Linked DNA regions of Mus musculus: region 1 is linked to region 2. The links are chromatin loops, found by intact Hi-C in ENCODE. Cell type or tissue: left cerebral cortex. All regions are shown on one strand.

Region 1 (8,000 bases), 210 kb after region 2:
CTCTAATGCTTGATCTGTTTATAGTGGGACTGGGTTGGCTTACGTGAGGAAAGAGATGGTTTACAGAGTGGCCTTCTTAGGTAATCCAGCAGAGGACCCTAGTGGGAATATAAATCAGTCAGGGGTAGGGGTGGGGCGCCCCTGGCTCTGTGAACTCTGGGCTGCCAGAATATCTTTGTGGGTGCCAACCAGTGGAGATGCTGAGGCTATGCCAGCGCCATGCATGAGACACCTGTTACTTCATCTCACAACCTGTGACCAGCCTGCTGTGTTTCCATGCATCCATCCTGTGGTATTTCAAGCCTAAAGCTGGCCTGTGTCTAGAACAGTGAACACCAAGTGTTATGTCCTGACTTTTCTTAACTATGTCTTCAGCCACAGTGACAGGAAAAACCAAGGAGGTTGGCGGTAGGTGGGCAGAGTGTGGTCATGGCCGTGGCCTCCATTTTCCCTGGGGACAAAGAAACCTCAGGCAGACGTCAGAACTTCCCAGCATCTAGATGTTGAGGCTTACTGGGAAATGTCAGAGACTGCCACCCACACCTTGGCAGGGGAGAGAAGAGTCTTAGAGAACTCTGTCTGACATAGGAAGAGTCTGGAGTCTGAGAGTTCAATAAGAGTGTTGCAATTTTCTTCTTATTCAGAGATCAATATGTGAATATAGATGTGAAGGAGGTGGGAAAAGAAGCAATAAAGATGTTGGCAGAACAAACATTCCTGAGGAAGGATTGCGCCTAAGACTGGAAGAGAGAGAAAGCCATAATTGAAGCCATGGTAGCTGAAGGTAGGAGATACAGTCAGAAGGCAAGGGAGAGGTAGGGCTTGAGACCCGCCTTCTCTCCTTGCAAGAACTTTGCTTTTATTCTAGATGAGCCAGAGAGATATTGGCAGTCAGAAGGCCAGTGAATAATGCATCCGGCTGGTGTTTTACAGGATGGCTTTGGCTGTTGGGAACAGACTGAGTGAGCGAGACAGTAGCAGGCAGGTGCCCTGGGGGTGGTAGGGGTGTGGGGGTGTGGATACGGGCGTGGGGAGGCACCCGTAACAGATCAAAGGAGAGGCAGGAGTTGAGCCTTTCTTAGCTGAGGGGCCAATACCAGAATCACCTTTAGGGTTCACGGAAACACAGGTTGGCCCCCCAATTCCAGCTGTTCCTCTCCTTATCTCCTTAGTCGGGTTTGAGCCTAGGACTTTGCATTTCTATAATTCCCCGGTGAAGCAGCTGGTTTGGGAGTCACACGCAGAGACCCTTAAGTTTTCCCCCATAGCACGGATGAAAGCTCACATCCTTGTAAGTACTGAAGGAAGCTCTTTGGCATTCCTGCACCCTAGTGTGCTTCATACAGCAAAAATTCATGTTGGGTACAGGCTCTGGGTTATGCAGGGGGGGTTAGTGAAGGGACTTTTGGAGGATACCTCATTTGAACTGTTTGGTGATGAAACTACACAGAAGTGGCCATTAGAAGGAAGGGTTCATTATGTCAACAGTAATCATAACAATTGTAGCAGTCACCCAGTGTCCGCCCAGGTGTTTTATTTATAGCTTCTCCAATTAAATCCTTGTAAAAGCCCTGCAAGTCAGGCCTTACCGCTGGTGCTTAACCGAGGCTAGGAGAGTTTAATTTTCCCAAGGCCACACCATTGATAAATACCAGTGCTTAGTCCCGCTTGACTGACACCTTTGGGATATATTGTATCATAGTATCTCAAGATGTCACTGGCTAAAGATATGGAAGTAAACCAGCCTCTAGAAGACTCAGCTTCCATTCTTGGAGATTATTAGCTTGCTGCAAAAAATGTAGACAGCAAACCTTTGCTTTCAAGACGGCTCCGCCCCCACCCCCTTTGTTTTCTTGAGTAGAGAGCCCTGTTCACAGCATAGGTTCCTAGAGTCCTTCCTGGCAGGGCCCTGGTTCCCTACGAGGTAGCTGTGGCCACAGGTGACTTGTGTTTTTCATCATTCACTGATGGCATGCTTTTGTTCAGTTCATGCCCACTTCCTGGTCTCTTCCTGCAGGGCACTGTATTCTGTGCTGGGGAACTGAAGCTTGACAAATTGAGGCCAGCTTGTCTCCAAATGGAATCCATCCCTCTCACTACAGGAGAGAGGGGGGAAAAATATCAAGATCCAACTATCCTCCTCTTCGGTCTCTCTCCCTGCCCTGGCAGGGGATACAGGTAATATCTCTCAGGGCCTGCGTGTGGATGGGCAACTGGGAGCTTGAAGCTAGGCCGGGCAGAAAGCAGCTGCTCTCCACAGGCAAGGAGGGAGGCATAAGGTCAGTGAACGGGTCACAGGGATGGGATGACCCTGTTCTGGAGGAAGTGAGAAGGGATGCTTGGGAGCCAGCCTGAGTGATGGCTTGTGGAGTAAGCTTGACTGGGGCTTCCCCAAATTCTTCATCAGAGTCTCTGGGATGTATCAGAGATCCTTAACCGGTTTAGGGAGACAAGGGCTTCCTAGAGCAAGGGATGAAATGTAAAAACCACTCTCCAGTATGTGAAAGCACCCATGCACACAGACAGCCATGTACAGCCATAAGCACACACTCACATACATTCCATGTTTTGGAGGGGGGGGCTGGCATGGACCACAGGTTAAAAGCCCAGATACAGGTTGATTTACAGTAAAGGAGAACTAGGATAATAAAAGTTCGTCACATGTAAAAATAAGCTTGCTGGGCATGGGTGGCACAGGCCTTTAATCCTGGCACTTGGGAAGCAGAGGCAGGCAGATCTCTGTGAGTTCAAGGCCAGCTTGGTCTACATAGCAAGTTCCATGCGGGCCAGGGCTACATAGTGAGACCCTGTCTCAAAACAAACAAACAAACAAACAAACTGTAAACCAAAATACAAAATAAAAAGTTTACTAAGGTTTTATGAGTTTTTTTTGTTTTTGTTTTTGCTTTCTGGAAAGTGTGTGGCATGTGAATTTTAGGGAACAGACATGCTAACTAGAGGCTGACCTCTGATGGTGGGATAAGGGAAGATTTCTACGTACCCGTCCCTTCTCACTAAATAAAACAGCATTCTTTTCTTTTGAGACAGCATCCAAGACTCAGGGCGCACCTGGGGAAGAATAAAGAGACCAACCGACTCTAGGCCTCAACGACTTGGGCTGGGGACTGGCTATATTAGCCTAGAGCCCTTCGCCTGGCCAGGGCACTTCATTATTGTTTTTGATTAGTTTGTGTCTCTTTAACTCATTTCCTTTATTCCTCGCGCGTTTCAGCCTGGCAAACAACGTAATGTTATTTATACCAACCCCTACGCGCGGCCCCCACCCCGACCTCAGGTCTGAGACGCTCTCCCGTGCACGCGCGCCCCAGAACCAGGCGCTCTCGGTCGGGCGGCACATGCGTGCGCGCCCTCGCGCACGGCGGGCACGCGCACGCGCGCGTCTCCGCCCGCAGCTCGCCCCCCCACCCCCTCCCGTTCCCGGGCGGCGGGTCTGAAGCGGCGGCGCGATGAGCTGGCCGGCCGCCCCCGGCTCGGGGCTGTGAGGCGCTCGGGGCCGGGGTGCGCGGCGGCGCGGCGGGCGGCGGACGCTCCTGCTCGGCGGCGGCCATGCGCGCGGGCCGGGGCGGCGTCCCGGGGAGCGGCGGCCTGAGGGCCCCGCCGCCGCCGCTGCTGCTGCTGCTGCTGGCGATGCTGCCCGCCGCCGCCCCGCGGTCCCCGGCCCTGGCCGCCGCTCCTGCGGGACCCAGCGTGAGCCTCTACCTGAGCGAGGACGAGGTGCGCCGGCTGCTTGGTGAGTGGCGCGGCTCCCGGGGCCTCGTGAGCCCGCGGTGCTGCCGCTGCGCCGCCCGCGCTCTCTCTCTCTCTCTCCCTCTCTGCAGCCTCCCTGCGCGTGTCACTCTAGGCCGCGGAGCTCCGGAGCCTCGGAGTCGGCGCTCGGGACACGGGTGGCCGCTCCTTAGCCTGCTGTGGGTGGCCCACAGGCCACGCCGCCGCCGTGCGCTTGCTTTCTGGTTAGCGAGTGGGGGGCAAGGTGAGCCGGGCGCCCTGAGTTGTGTGGCATCCTGCACACCTTCGGGCCGACCGGATCCCAAGCATCGGGGTTTGCCTTGGGTTCCTTGAGTGTGACCTGATGCTGCCGTTCCAGGCCACTTGCCTACTCTGCAGACCCTGAAGCGAGAGGAGAACTTGGCTTTGGGGTCCGTCGGCGGTGGTTCCGTTTACCTGTTTAGCCCGTTGTTTGGGGAGTCCGACTCTGCCCTCCGCTTGGAACTCTGTGCATTCTGAAAATCAGCCCTTGAAGGAAGGCCTGGCCAGCCATCAAAAGGAAGTCTCTGATAGTTAGGGATACCCAGCTTTTGCCGTCTTTTGTGCATTAAGGCAGTCCCTTCACTTTTTATCGGGGTGTTTTAGAGTGAAGTGTTGGAACTGGAAAGGTCTCCCCCTAAATATCCATTAAGTGTCACTTTTTTAGTGAGCGAGTATGCCTCCCCCAAGTGTGTGTGTGTGTGTGTGTGGTGTGCGCGCGCGTGTGTATGCGTATGTGTGTATTAGAGGAGGTTTTTTTGTTTGTTTGTTTGTTTGTTTGTTTTGTTTTGTTTTTCCTTTCCAGACAGGGACTTTATGTAGCCTGGGCTGTTTTGGAATCCACTATGTAGACCAGGTTGGCCTCAAGCTCACAGAGAGCCTTCTGCCTGTTAGAAGAGTTTCTTAGGGTCTGTTGAGAGAGTTTAGCCTCGGAATGAAAACTGCTTTTAGCAGACTGTTTAGACATAGTTGTATGTGTAGGTTTATCGGCTTTAACTAAAGAACTGTGTTTTCCTAACATCCTAATTTAACCTTCCTTATAGTCTAGTTGAATTAGCTGAATTTAGTCTAGCAGAATTGAAATGGCATCTGAGTTACGCCTGGAGCATGGGAGAAAGGCTTGGGAAAAAATAACGATTTGTAGTGCGGCTCCTAGGCGTGCTTTTGTAAGGGTTGTTTTTGTTGTTGTTAAAAGAACTTACGTAATTGTGACTTTATTGACATGTATTTCCTCTCCTGCCTTAGCCAGGATGGAAGTAGGGAGACAGAGATATCTGGCAGCAGACAGAGACGAGTACATGTGCCTACCGTTGCGTGTTAGAGTTTTGCTGTTACTTTTATTTATTTTGGTGTGTGTGTACCACGATGTGTTCTGTGGAGGTCACAGGACACCTTGAAGGTGTGGGCTGTCTTTCCACTATTAATAGGGGGTCCCAGGGCTCAAACTCATGTCATCTGACTGGACGACAAGTGCTTTTACCTGCTGAGCCATCTAGCTGGGGCTTGATATGGACTTAAACATGTTGTTTCAGTTTCTTGTTACCCAGTGGGGCAATTATGGGAGATGAGAAAAGTAAGGCTTTCAGTAACTTGCTGAAGGTAACATGGTTTATTTCATATATTACATATATAATATATACCCACACAAGACAGTGTTTCCTGGCTGCAGACTAAGTTATTGAAGGGCATGTGCATTTAGAAGTTTGATTATGGCATGTTAAAAAAGAGACTGTTGTTCATTAGTACGTGAAGTGATACCTTTGTAGCCTGGAACTGATTTTCTTAGGACAGTAGCTGAGGGGGCACCTGATGGATGAGCACCTGGTCCAGTAGTGTGTGAAATAGAGTGGGGAGCATGGCTCATTAATGCTCCCATCCACCCTTAGGTATTTCAGTTCCATGCAAGCTGAGTTGTCCTGTTACAATGTGGTCTCTAGATAGTCCTCTTGCAGAACCAGGGCCTCTTTCTGTCCCTTTACGTTTCCCTCAGCTGTGCTGCTGTTGAAGGATTCCCATCTGGCTTTGTCTGGGTGGCAAAGTGCAAGTACTGGGACGTTTGCTGGGCCTCCTGAGTGTGGCTGTGATGGTGTGTACGTGCGAGACTGTTGGAGATAGTGCTTTCCACCACGTTTTCCTTTGCGTAAAGGGTTAAGTGACTTCCAAAAGCTCAGGCAAGCTAGTGTCAGTTTTACAGTGTTGCTGAGACCCAGGGTTCAGAATGCCAGGTGAGAACTTGGAAGTTGGAAGTGACAACTCTGTGGAGCTGGCTGTACTTGATAGGAGAAGTGCTTTTAATCCAGACATTAGCTGCACATAATAGAAATCAATTGGATAATAGCAAAAAGGCCTTGAACCAGAAGCCATCAGCACCCTGCCTTTGGGCTTTTTGCCCTCCAGGTCCCACTGCCCCAGTGGGCGTAGTTCACACAACTGTGGTGGAGTTTGTCTTTCCCTTGTTGTCTTTGGAATTTCTAGACTAGTGTGGACTGAACATTTGTCTTCTGGGGTCCTCCTTGTTCATCAGACTCCCCAGGGCAGGTGGGTTTTTTTTTTTTTTAATTTTAAAAAACATCCCAATCACAAAGGAACTCACACAATATCTACTCACTGATAAGTGGATATTAGCCCAGAAACTTAGGATACCCAAGATATAAGATACAATTTGCTAAACACATGAAACTCAAGAAGAACGAAGACCAAAGTGTGGACACTTTGCCCCTTCTTAGAATTGGGAACAAAACACCCATGGAAGGAGTTACAGAGACAAAATTTGGAGCTGTGACGAAAGGATGAACCATCTAGTGATTGCCATATCCAGGGATCCATCCCATAATCAGCTTCCAAACGCTGACACCATTGCATACACTAGCAAGATTTTGCTGAAAGGACCCAGTTGTCTCTTGTGAGACTATGCCGGGGCCTAGCAAACACAGAAGTGGATGCTCACAGTCAGCTATTGGATGGATCACAGGGCCCCCAATGGAGGAGCTAGAGAAAGTACCCAAGGAGCTAAAGGGAACTGCAACCCTATAGGTGGAACAACATTATGAACTAACCAGTACCCCGGAGCTCTTGTCTCTAGCTGCGTACGTATCAAAAGATGGCCTAGTCGGCCATCACTGGAAAGAGAGGCCCATTGGACTTGCAAACTTTATATGCCCCAGTACAGGGGAACGCCAGGGCCAAAAAGGGGGAGTGGGTGGGTAGGGGAGTGGGGGTGGGTGGGTATGGGGGACTTTTGGGATGGCATTGGAAATGTAAATGAGGAAAATACCTAATTAAAAAAAAACATTTATTTTTATTTCATGGGCATTGGAGTTTTGCCTGTATGAGGGTATAGCATCCCCTGGAACTCGAGGTACAGACAGTTGCGAGTTGCCATGTGGGTTCTGGGTATTGAACGTGGGTCCTCTGGAAGAGCTGCCAGCACTCTTAGCCACAGAGCCATCTTTAATCCTCCAGTGCATGTTTAAACCAGCAGTCAGTTGCCACAGTGGTCTGGTCTGTGCCCTCAGATGGTCAGTATCGATGCTATAGCGTACAAATACATTGCCCTTTTCTGAGTTCGATATGAACTGGTAGACACCCCCTCCCACACTCACCCCCTTTGTTCGGGTTTTCCCTTTGGATCTTAAACTTTTTTTTGATTAGCTTGCTTTGTGTCTGTACATATATTCTCTCGGGTACCCCAAGAAGCACGCTGAGTGCCTTTTGATCCCCAGTCCCCTTCAGGCAGCACTTTAAGACATCTGTTAGTTCCATTGGATTCTTCTCAGTGGTACCTTCCTTGATTTAGTGTCATCCATCCCTTGCTTCAGGCTGGTCAGTAGCACTTTATACCTCTCTGTCCTCTCTTGGTCTCCTGTCCTCCTTTTTCTTTGCTGGTTGTGTGTATCCTCAGGGGAACCCTAAGGATGGGGTTCATGGGGAAGAGATATTATTTGAGGTCCTTTATGTCTGAAAATTTTCATTTTACCCTCACACTTTGTTGATGGTCTGGATGACTTTAGAATATTAGGTGGAACATAATTTTTGTTCACAATTTGGAGGGTTATTTTCTCTTGTAAGGATTTCAGATAAAGAGCCCAAAGCCATGTCTTTCTAGCTCCTTCCCCCACCCCCTTCACAGTTTTTAGAATTCCGGAGTGGTTTACTCTGGAATTACTCTGGTATTCTGAAGTTTGTTAATTGGGTTGCAAAGCCTTCAGTTTTGGGGAGTGTTTGTTTGCTTTTTA
Region 2 (8,000 bases):
TTTACAGGGACGATGACAGTGCTTTCTAACTACCACACAGAGAGGAAAGCAGCAGCACTGACCGGGATCCTAGCACTGGGGAGGTGAAGCAGGAAGATCTTAAGTTCAAGGTCATCCTTGACTACAAAAAAACCCAGCTAAAGCAAAACTAGGAGGAAATGATACAATTTCAGGTATCAAAAAAATGTTGGGGCTGGAGAGATGGCTCAGCGATTAAGAGTGCTGACTGCTCTTCTGAAGGTCGTGAGTTCAATTTCCAGCAACCACATGGTGGCTCACAGCCATCTGTGATGAGATCTGATGCCCTCTTCTGTAGTGTCTGAAGACAGCTACAGTGTACTTACATATAATAAATAAATCTTTTTAAAAAATTGTTATATGTTCAAACAATGTAAACACATAGAAGCCTATTGGTTGGTTGGTTGGTTGGTTTTTAAGATAAAGCCCTTGGGTTACTTTTGGAGGTTGCTACGTCACAGATTTAAACACATTCAAGTCTATCTGTTTGTTTTAAGGTGGAGCCCTTGGGTTACCTTTGGAGGTTGCTAGGCCACCAATTCATTGCTGTAGTCTGAAAAGAAAGGAACGGAGTTAAGCATTTTGCTTGCCATTCCTGTACAAACTGTACTTCAGGATAGTCAGCTGCGGAAGGCAAGTTCATCATAAGAGTGCCAGCTAAGCAGCACTGGGCACATGACGCCACTAGAAAGCACCACGGTGGCTCTCACTCAGTAATCGGCCCAGGCACTATTAGCCATGAAGAGCTCCCTATTGACCAAAGGCTCTTGGGCAATTTCATGGTGGCTCAACTGAGCAAACAGCACAGGAACCCCGACATACACAGCTTAATTCTAACATCCCTAGTGGGGTGACTCAGACATTACAAGTCTCCCTGACAATGAACGCAACAGATAATTTTTATAATATAAAACCTATACCTTTGAGTTTTCTTGTACCTGCCATCAAAAATCAAGGCTGAATCTAACACTGTATTTCAAAAGATCATTGTATTGCAACAGAACTTTCTGTAATTATGGAAACATCTTATCAGTATTAATCAGACAATAGCCACTAGGCAGCCTGTGTGTGCTGGGCATTTCCAATGTGGCTAATGCATCTGGGGAACCAAACAGTTCATTTAAAATGTCAGGGCTGGCTGATGACTGCCACACTGGATAGTGTAGTTCAAGATTTAGCCAGTGAAGGAGAGGTCATAGAAGAGGTAGAGGCATAAATTCAAAAATATATACAACCAGCTAAACCTGAGTGATAAAGAAACGGGAGGTAAGAACCTGCTTGGGGGGGGGGGAGAAATAGGGGATTTTCAGAGGGGAAACTAGGAAAGGGGATAACATTTGAAATGTAAATAAAGAAAATATCATATATACACATATAATACATGTATATAATATATATGTATATATATGAAAGAAAGAAATTGAGGGTTTTGATTATTGATTAGAGGGTTTTGAAGGCCTAGCAACCGAATGCAGCTGACAGTTCTCTGTAGGACTTTGGTCTACAAGTCTACAACTTTGGTATTACAAGCACATATGGAATAGCTGAAGAACCTGAACTCACCGGACACTGACACTGTGTGCTTTTTATAAATTTGTACTGATGTAAAAATAGTACTGTGGTTTTTGTAAAACTTAAAAAAGCAACTCTAGCCTTTGGCATGGGGAGCACCTTAAGCTATGACAGTGTGGACTAATGCTGTCACCATCAGCCACCACACAGTACAGGAAAGCCTAAGTAACCGGTCCCTACCGCTCCACGGGAGGAAGCAGCAGCAGCATGATTAACAATATCTCCATTGTTTCTGAAACTTCAGCATATACACATTTTAAAGGGACATGTGTCTGTGGTTTAAGTCTCTAACCCTCTTTAGTTTCGCAGCCTCCTTTACTATACTGACCACTGAGGACGACACAGTAAAAGACAGAGAGCACGGGACAAAAATTAACCTAAAAATGGCGCTGCATTCCAAATAAGATAATTCGTTTCATCATATCGTTAAGCTGCAGCCTTTAAGAATAAGTGTAAAAGCCGGGCGTGGTGGCGCACGCCTTTAATCCCAGCACTCGGGAGGCAGAGGCAGGCGGATTTCTGAGTTCGAGGACAGCCTGGTCTACAGAGTGAGTTCCAGAACAGCCAGGGCTACACAGAGAAACCCTGTCTCGAAAAACAAAACAAAAAAAAAAAGTGTAAAAAGCTAAAGATAACTATAGCCATTGATCTCTGACTTACATACAAAATATAAAATACAAATATTCGAGTTGTACAAAGAGCTATAATAAAGTAATACATTTTTGAAACTCTAAATTGGCCTCAAGAAAGCCAGGCGAGGTGGCGCGGATCCTTAATTAGGAGACATAGGTAGGCCCATCTCTGAGTTTGAGGCCAGCCTGGTCTACACTGCAAGTTCCAGATCATAGCTACAAAGGAGAGCCAGCGCTAGTTGGGGAGAATGGGGAGCACTTTTGGCAACAAGTCTACAGTCTGTAAATGAAAACTAGGTCTGACATCAGAATGCACTAACTCCACGATTTTGTAAAGGACAAAAGCCCATTCACTGTCAAGTGTCTCCGCGTGAAAGCGCTGTTGTGGAATTCCCCTTTCCAAACTTTCACTCCACCAATCTTGTTTCCTATGCTTGACTTGAAAGCGTGAAGCCATCTGCAATTCCCCTGCCATCAGGGGTTCCCGCCACATTTCCGCACCTCTCATACTAACATCACCAAGGAACCCTGCGGGCTTCCCGCTGGGCGGCTAACGCTAAGGCCTGGTCCTACACCGGCGGCAGCAGCAGCAGCCGGGTCCCTTCCCGGGAGCCATGCAGCCCACAGCCCGCAGCCCGCCCTCCCGCAGGCCGAAGCACCTGGCCGGCCAGCCCAGAGTCCCATAGGGAGGAGGAGGAACCCAGGGGCGCGACGACCGGGCAGCCGCAACCCGGCATTGGAAAGCCCCGCGGCAGGTGGGCCGCAACGAGCTGCGGCCGCGGGCCATGAGGCCTGGAGCCTAGCGGCACCACCGTGGCCAGGGCCGAGACCGCACCACAGTTAGCCGCAGCTCGCCCGTCTTTGGGGCATGCGGTCGGTTACAGAGCGCGCCCCCGGCAGAGCGCGCCTCCGGCGGAGCGCGCCCCCGGGCCTGCCCGCCGTTCCTCCGGCCGGGGATGCGCGCAAGTCACAACAAATCGCTGTCCGTCCCGCCCCCTGCCGCAGCGCTTGGACTCACCCACATCCGGGGCTTGAGAGCGCCGCGAGTCACGTGACCCAGAAGAAGGGCGGGGCCGGGAGGAAGCCGACGCGCGCGCAGTGGGTAAGGGTTTTTCGCGCCCGCGGCCCGGGTTTCCGAGGGTGGCCAAGCGTTCGCCCTCGAACTCCGGCGTCTACCGCTTCCAGAGGCGCGGGCCGGTACTTTCAACCGAGCTTCAGAGCCACTTCTTTACTGCACGCTGTGCGGAGTGGAACGGAGCCCCCATGGCGACGCTCGACCTCCCCCCTTGCACTTCCGCATGTAGTATCCTCCCACCCCTCGAACCGGAAGTCGCTGCAGCGGGTGACTGTAGTGTCCCAGGATGGTGGCCTCCGAGGGCCATTTTAGTGTAGGCGCCGTGCTCGTAGCTTAGAAATACATTTACAAAGCTGTGTGCATGAAAGGTGTGTATGTCTCATAGGACGTACGCATCTAATGTCTAGAAAGAGATATCCGGGCAATGTGACAAGCTTTCCTCCTGTTGTCACGTATTGTGCCCAGAGATCTAGGGGACTGGTGAAGGAATGGACCCTTGGGACTGCACTCAGCCTGGGGTCTAAAGGAAACAATCTGAGAGCTGAGAGTTTGATATTATCTGGTATCCGGAGCGGGGGAACTTTCTGTTTACGTAAAGGGTGAGCACCCGAGCACCTGACCCAGGAAAATAGATGTGTTTGGAAGGACGGCCAAGCATAAGTGATGAGGGACGGGGGTGGGTGAAAAGCGTGCTAGTTTCTAAGCATGTAGAAGAGAGTCATGTTACAAAGTATTGAGGCGAACTTGTGGAAAGACTGGGTATCCTTACATTACCGCTGGAGACAGTAGTACCCTGCCAGTCAGTCACAAAGCTGACCTGACTTGTTTCATAGATCATTTGAGGCAAGCAGCAAAGCATTCAAGGACAGAGCCTGCTGAAAAGCTGGAGAGAAAGTCAGAGCACTTTAGAAAAAGGTGCAATCCATAGGGACTGGGAAAGTCAGCACCAGAAGGTGTGAAATGCAGCCCAAGGCTCAGCTACAAAAACAAAAGGCTTGTCAAACCCTGAGGGGTGATTAGAAGTGGCCCTTCAGCTGGCTTTGCGTTATCCACTAGCTAGGGTCTGGTTATGTCTGAGGAAAACTGCTAAGTTATCACCTGGTTTTAACGTGGCAGAGGGAGCTTCAGTGTGTGTGTGTGTGTATACGCGTACACGAAAGTTGTGGTGGTGGGGGAGATTTCTGCGTACAGGTGGAGTTGTAGATGAGTGTAGAGGCCAGAGGTCAACATCAGTGTCTTCCTTTATTACTTTGAATCTTAAACCTGGAGCTTTCTGATTCAGTTAAACTGCCTGGCCTGGCAGCTTCCCAGAGAACACAAGTGTGCCATCGTGCCAGGCTTTTTCTGCGGGTGCCAGGAATCTGAATTCAGGTCTTTTTGCTTGCACAGCAAGCACTTCACTCCACTGAACCTCCTCCCAGGCCCCAGGTTGTTTAATTTTTTAAAGTAAAAAGCCCTTTCCCTCCTACAGACTAGGTAGATAGCGCTAGCTTGCTTGCCTTTATTCTGTTGGAGGCAAGCACATAGCCGCGTAGCACAGTTTGTTTCTTGTATGAGTCTCCCTTCTCTCGGAAACAGAACAGTTCCTGAGAGAGCCACTGGTACTAATCCTCACAAGACCTTTCCTTGGGTTGCCACTTTGTGGCAGGGAGCACAGTAGGGTGTGTTTGTGATAAGGAACAAACTTGGAAGCCAGAAACCCAAAAGCACTGCTTGATGACTGAGTTAGACTGCAACAGTTTCAGGAGAAAAATGTGGAACAATCTGTGGTCTGGGAGCTTAGCAAGCATCCTGAGCACTTGGACCAGGCACTGAAGAGAGCCAGCAAGATGGTTTAGTGGCTTAAAGGCGCTTGCTGCCAAGCCTGGCAACCTGAGTACAATCTCTGGGACCCGCCTGGTGGAAGAAGAGAACCAAAATCCCCAAGTTGTCCTTTGACTTCCACACGAACTTACACATATACATTGTTTCTTTCAAGAAGGAAGTAGGCTGGGTGTTGGGATCACAGCACAAAAGTTCTTGCACCCTCACATATCCAGGGAGGCCGAGATGTTAAGCATGCAGGATTGTTCTTCCAATGTGAGAGATATAAAACTTGTTCAGTCCACAAAGCTGGGAATTGGAAGTGATTGACAGCCTGGTGATCTGCGTTATCTGTTGGGCCAGGCCACATCAACCTACAACCAGGACCGAGGGTGGCTAGTAATTTAAATGACCCTGATAAGCAGGGGTTCCCTAAGCTCCAGAAGTAGCTAAGAGACCAGATGATGTCTATGTTATTGTATGACCTTCCTTAGACCCTTAAGCTAGTACAGGTAACCTATCTCTAGAACCCATCGTCTTGGAAGAAATAACATACCCTAAGTCGAGTTTCAATGTAATTGCACCTCCCTGTGCACCAGAAACTGTTATTACACCAGGAAACTTTCTTCCAAATCATACTATGTTTAAGTTTGTTCGGAGTAAACCGCCTAGCATCAGACCCCCCAAGTCTAAGCAAGACTGATAAAGTCAGTCTGAACCCAGTTTTCATTCTCACCTGACAGTTTGCTTCCCTCCCTGGACTCCTGCAGGGCCCCCTCAGCTGGGGATGGAGGTCGGTTGGCAGTGTGCTTAACTGTAGTATACACAACACCCTGGTTCTGTAACCAGAGCCGGTGGCACAGGCCTGCAATCCCATTGGTGGAGGCAGGAAGATTGGAAGCTTAAGGCTGCTTTTGGCTATAGAGAGTTTGAGACTCTCAAAAAAACAAACAAAAAGGAGGACGCCCAGAGGGATAGAGAACCTGGAGCTGCCACCGTTGATCTTGGATAGTTCTGTTGAGTTCAGTCTGGATGCTGTTTAAGAAAGGAAGTGGTTTCCTGGGTAAGCCCTGCTGGCCACGTTGTTCCTGCCCTGAGAGTTAGCAGCTGGCCTATGGTTGGTCACTTCACACATCCCAGCTCAGTGTCACCCAGCTGTTCCCTTAGCTCCTGTGCCTTTAGACTGCCAATGTTTGGGCCAAGACGGGTGGAGACTTGTGCCAAATCGTAGGGGAGGGCTTCAAGAGCAGGAGCTGACACTCAGGTAAGTCGGTCTGAGTCAAGTCAGAGACTCGTCAAAGACATCACAAGCAGGGAAGGGTGATTGTATAAGATGGTAAAGATAAAAGAAAGTTACATTTCCACGCAGTGTCTTCTAGGACCTTATTCTGAAGACCTGTGTTGCTCTCTGGTTCCACTAGCAGCCTGGTGTGTTGATCAAGCATGTCAGCTGAGGTGAGGAGAGAACTGGAGTCTTTATGTTGTCATCTGACACATACAAGATGGGCCTTTCCTGGGGTAATGTTAAGCACAGCAACAAAACCAGTTTCAAGGTGGAAGTATGAGGAATCCTAGTCCTGGATTATACTATACCTTCACTGTGTTAGAAAAAAAAAAAAAAAGACCTCTTTGGCTTACAGGCCTGACAAGATCAAAGCTGCAGGAGGATGGACAGTGAGGTACAGCGAGATGGAAGGATCTTGGACCTGATTGATGATGCTTGGCGGGAAGATAAGCTGCCATATGAGGATGTCGCCATTCCACTGGTAGGTTGTGATTCGAGCTCAGGAGAAAATGTGGTGAGACTTAGTGGAGGTTGGTGGGAAGTGAAATGCTAAGGCCCAGAAATCCTACTGCCTGGTGTAACTAGCTTCAATACAGGTCATACCAGGGCTGGAGTATACCCGGATTTTTGGAGCCACAAAAGCCCAGAGGGATGCCAAGTGTGAGTTTAGCACATCACACCCAGGAGCAAGGAGCATTGCTGGCTTACCAGTCTTTGTGGGTTTTTTTTGTTTTTGTTGTTTTTATTTGTGTGTGTGTGTATGTATATATTTATGTATGTATGTATGTATGTATGTATGTATAGTGTGAGAATGTCTGCCACCCATGTGCAGATGGGGAGGGTGACAGAAGAAGGCATCAAATTCCCTGGAGCTGGACTTACAGGTAGTTAGAGATCACCCAACACAGGTGCTGGAACAAAGCTTGGATCCTCTAAAAGAAGAGTCGGTGATCTTACCACTGAGCCATCCCCCCAGCCCTTAGGATTTATTTCCATTTGTGTATGTGTGAGGGTCTGGGATACAGTGGAGGAGCGTGTGAGTACAGGTGCCCTCAGAGGCCAGAAGAGGGTGTTGGGTCCCTTGGAGCTGGAATTAAAGGCAGTTGTGAACCACCCAACATGAGTGCTGAAAACCAAACAGTGTCCTCTGCAAAAGCAGTAGAGCCCTTAACCACTGAGCCGTCTCTCAGCCCCTCTGATGCAGGCACACAGCCAGCTGCTTACAGGCAACCTTGCCTTTCTTCTTTGGCCTGTAGACATACAAGCTCTCAGTAAACCTTTTCTTTGCTGATCTCTAGGAAACTCCCTTAAAAGGCTGTTGTTGAACCTTCTGTAATAAGTAACCCCCCACTTTTGCTTATGTAGATTTAAAAAAAAAAACAAAAACTCATTGATGTTACAAAGGCCTAACAAAGAACAAGGCAAACAGAGTCTGGGGACTTTCTCTGTACAGTGTGACACACGCTCTGGAAGAGCAGCTAACACAGCATGACTTCCAGGAGCATCACCTGCACTGCTGTTTTACAAAGAACAGACTCCACTCGCTCACTCACCGGCACTCTCTTTCAAGAGTAAGAGGTGGGATGTGTTCAGTGGATATTCAAGTCGCAGCTTA

Evidence for each region. Hi-C counts contacts between places; a loop is a spot of excess contacts. Peaks named below come from ENCODE experiments on the same cell type or tissue, not always from the same donor. Only the 100,000 strongest peaks of a DNase experiment are listed, where the experiment ranks them.
Region 1: it touches region 2 in a loop (4-fold over the local background); 5 of 42 quality-filtered maps call a loop at or near these places.

The regions. Positions count from the first base shown.
Region 1 is chr9:102,831,489-102,839,488 of GRCm38, forward strand. Ryk (receptor-like tyrosine kinase) reads left to right here and starts at 3,432. Exons shown (of 15, transcript NM_013649.3): 1 at 3,432-3,751. The coding sequence starts at 3,568. In left cerebral cortex, no CTCF peak of the experiment used is centred here; DNase peaks (open chromatin) are centred at 3,374, 3,854, 4,093 and 4,171; H3K4me3 peaks cover 2,340 bases; H3K27ac peaks cover 1,442 bases.
Region 2 is chr9:102,623,023-102,631,022 of GRCm38, forward strand. Cep63 (centrosomal protein 63) reads right to left here and starts at 3,102. Exons shown (of 17, transcript NM_001081122.1): 1 at 2,882-3,102; 2 at 534-571. The coding sequence starts at 2,959. Anapc13 (anaphase promoting complex subunit 13) reads left to right here and starts at 3,274. Exons shown (of 3, transcript NM_181394.3): 1 at 3,274-3,324; 2 at 6,741-6,866. The coding sequence starts at 6,768. In left cerebral cortex, CTCF peaks have their summits at 906, 3,198 and 4,054; DNase peaks (open chromatin) are centred at 2,765, 3,254, 3,551, 4,081 and 1 more place; H3K4me3 peaks cover 2,201 bases; H3K27ac peaks cover 2,155 bases.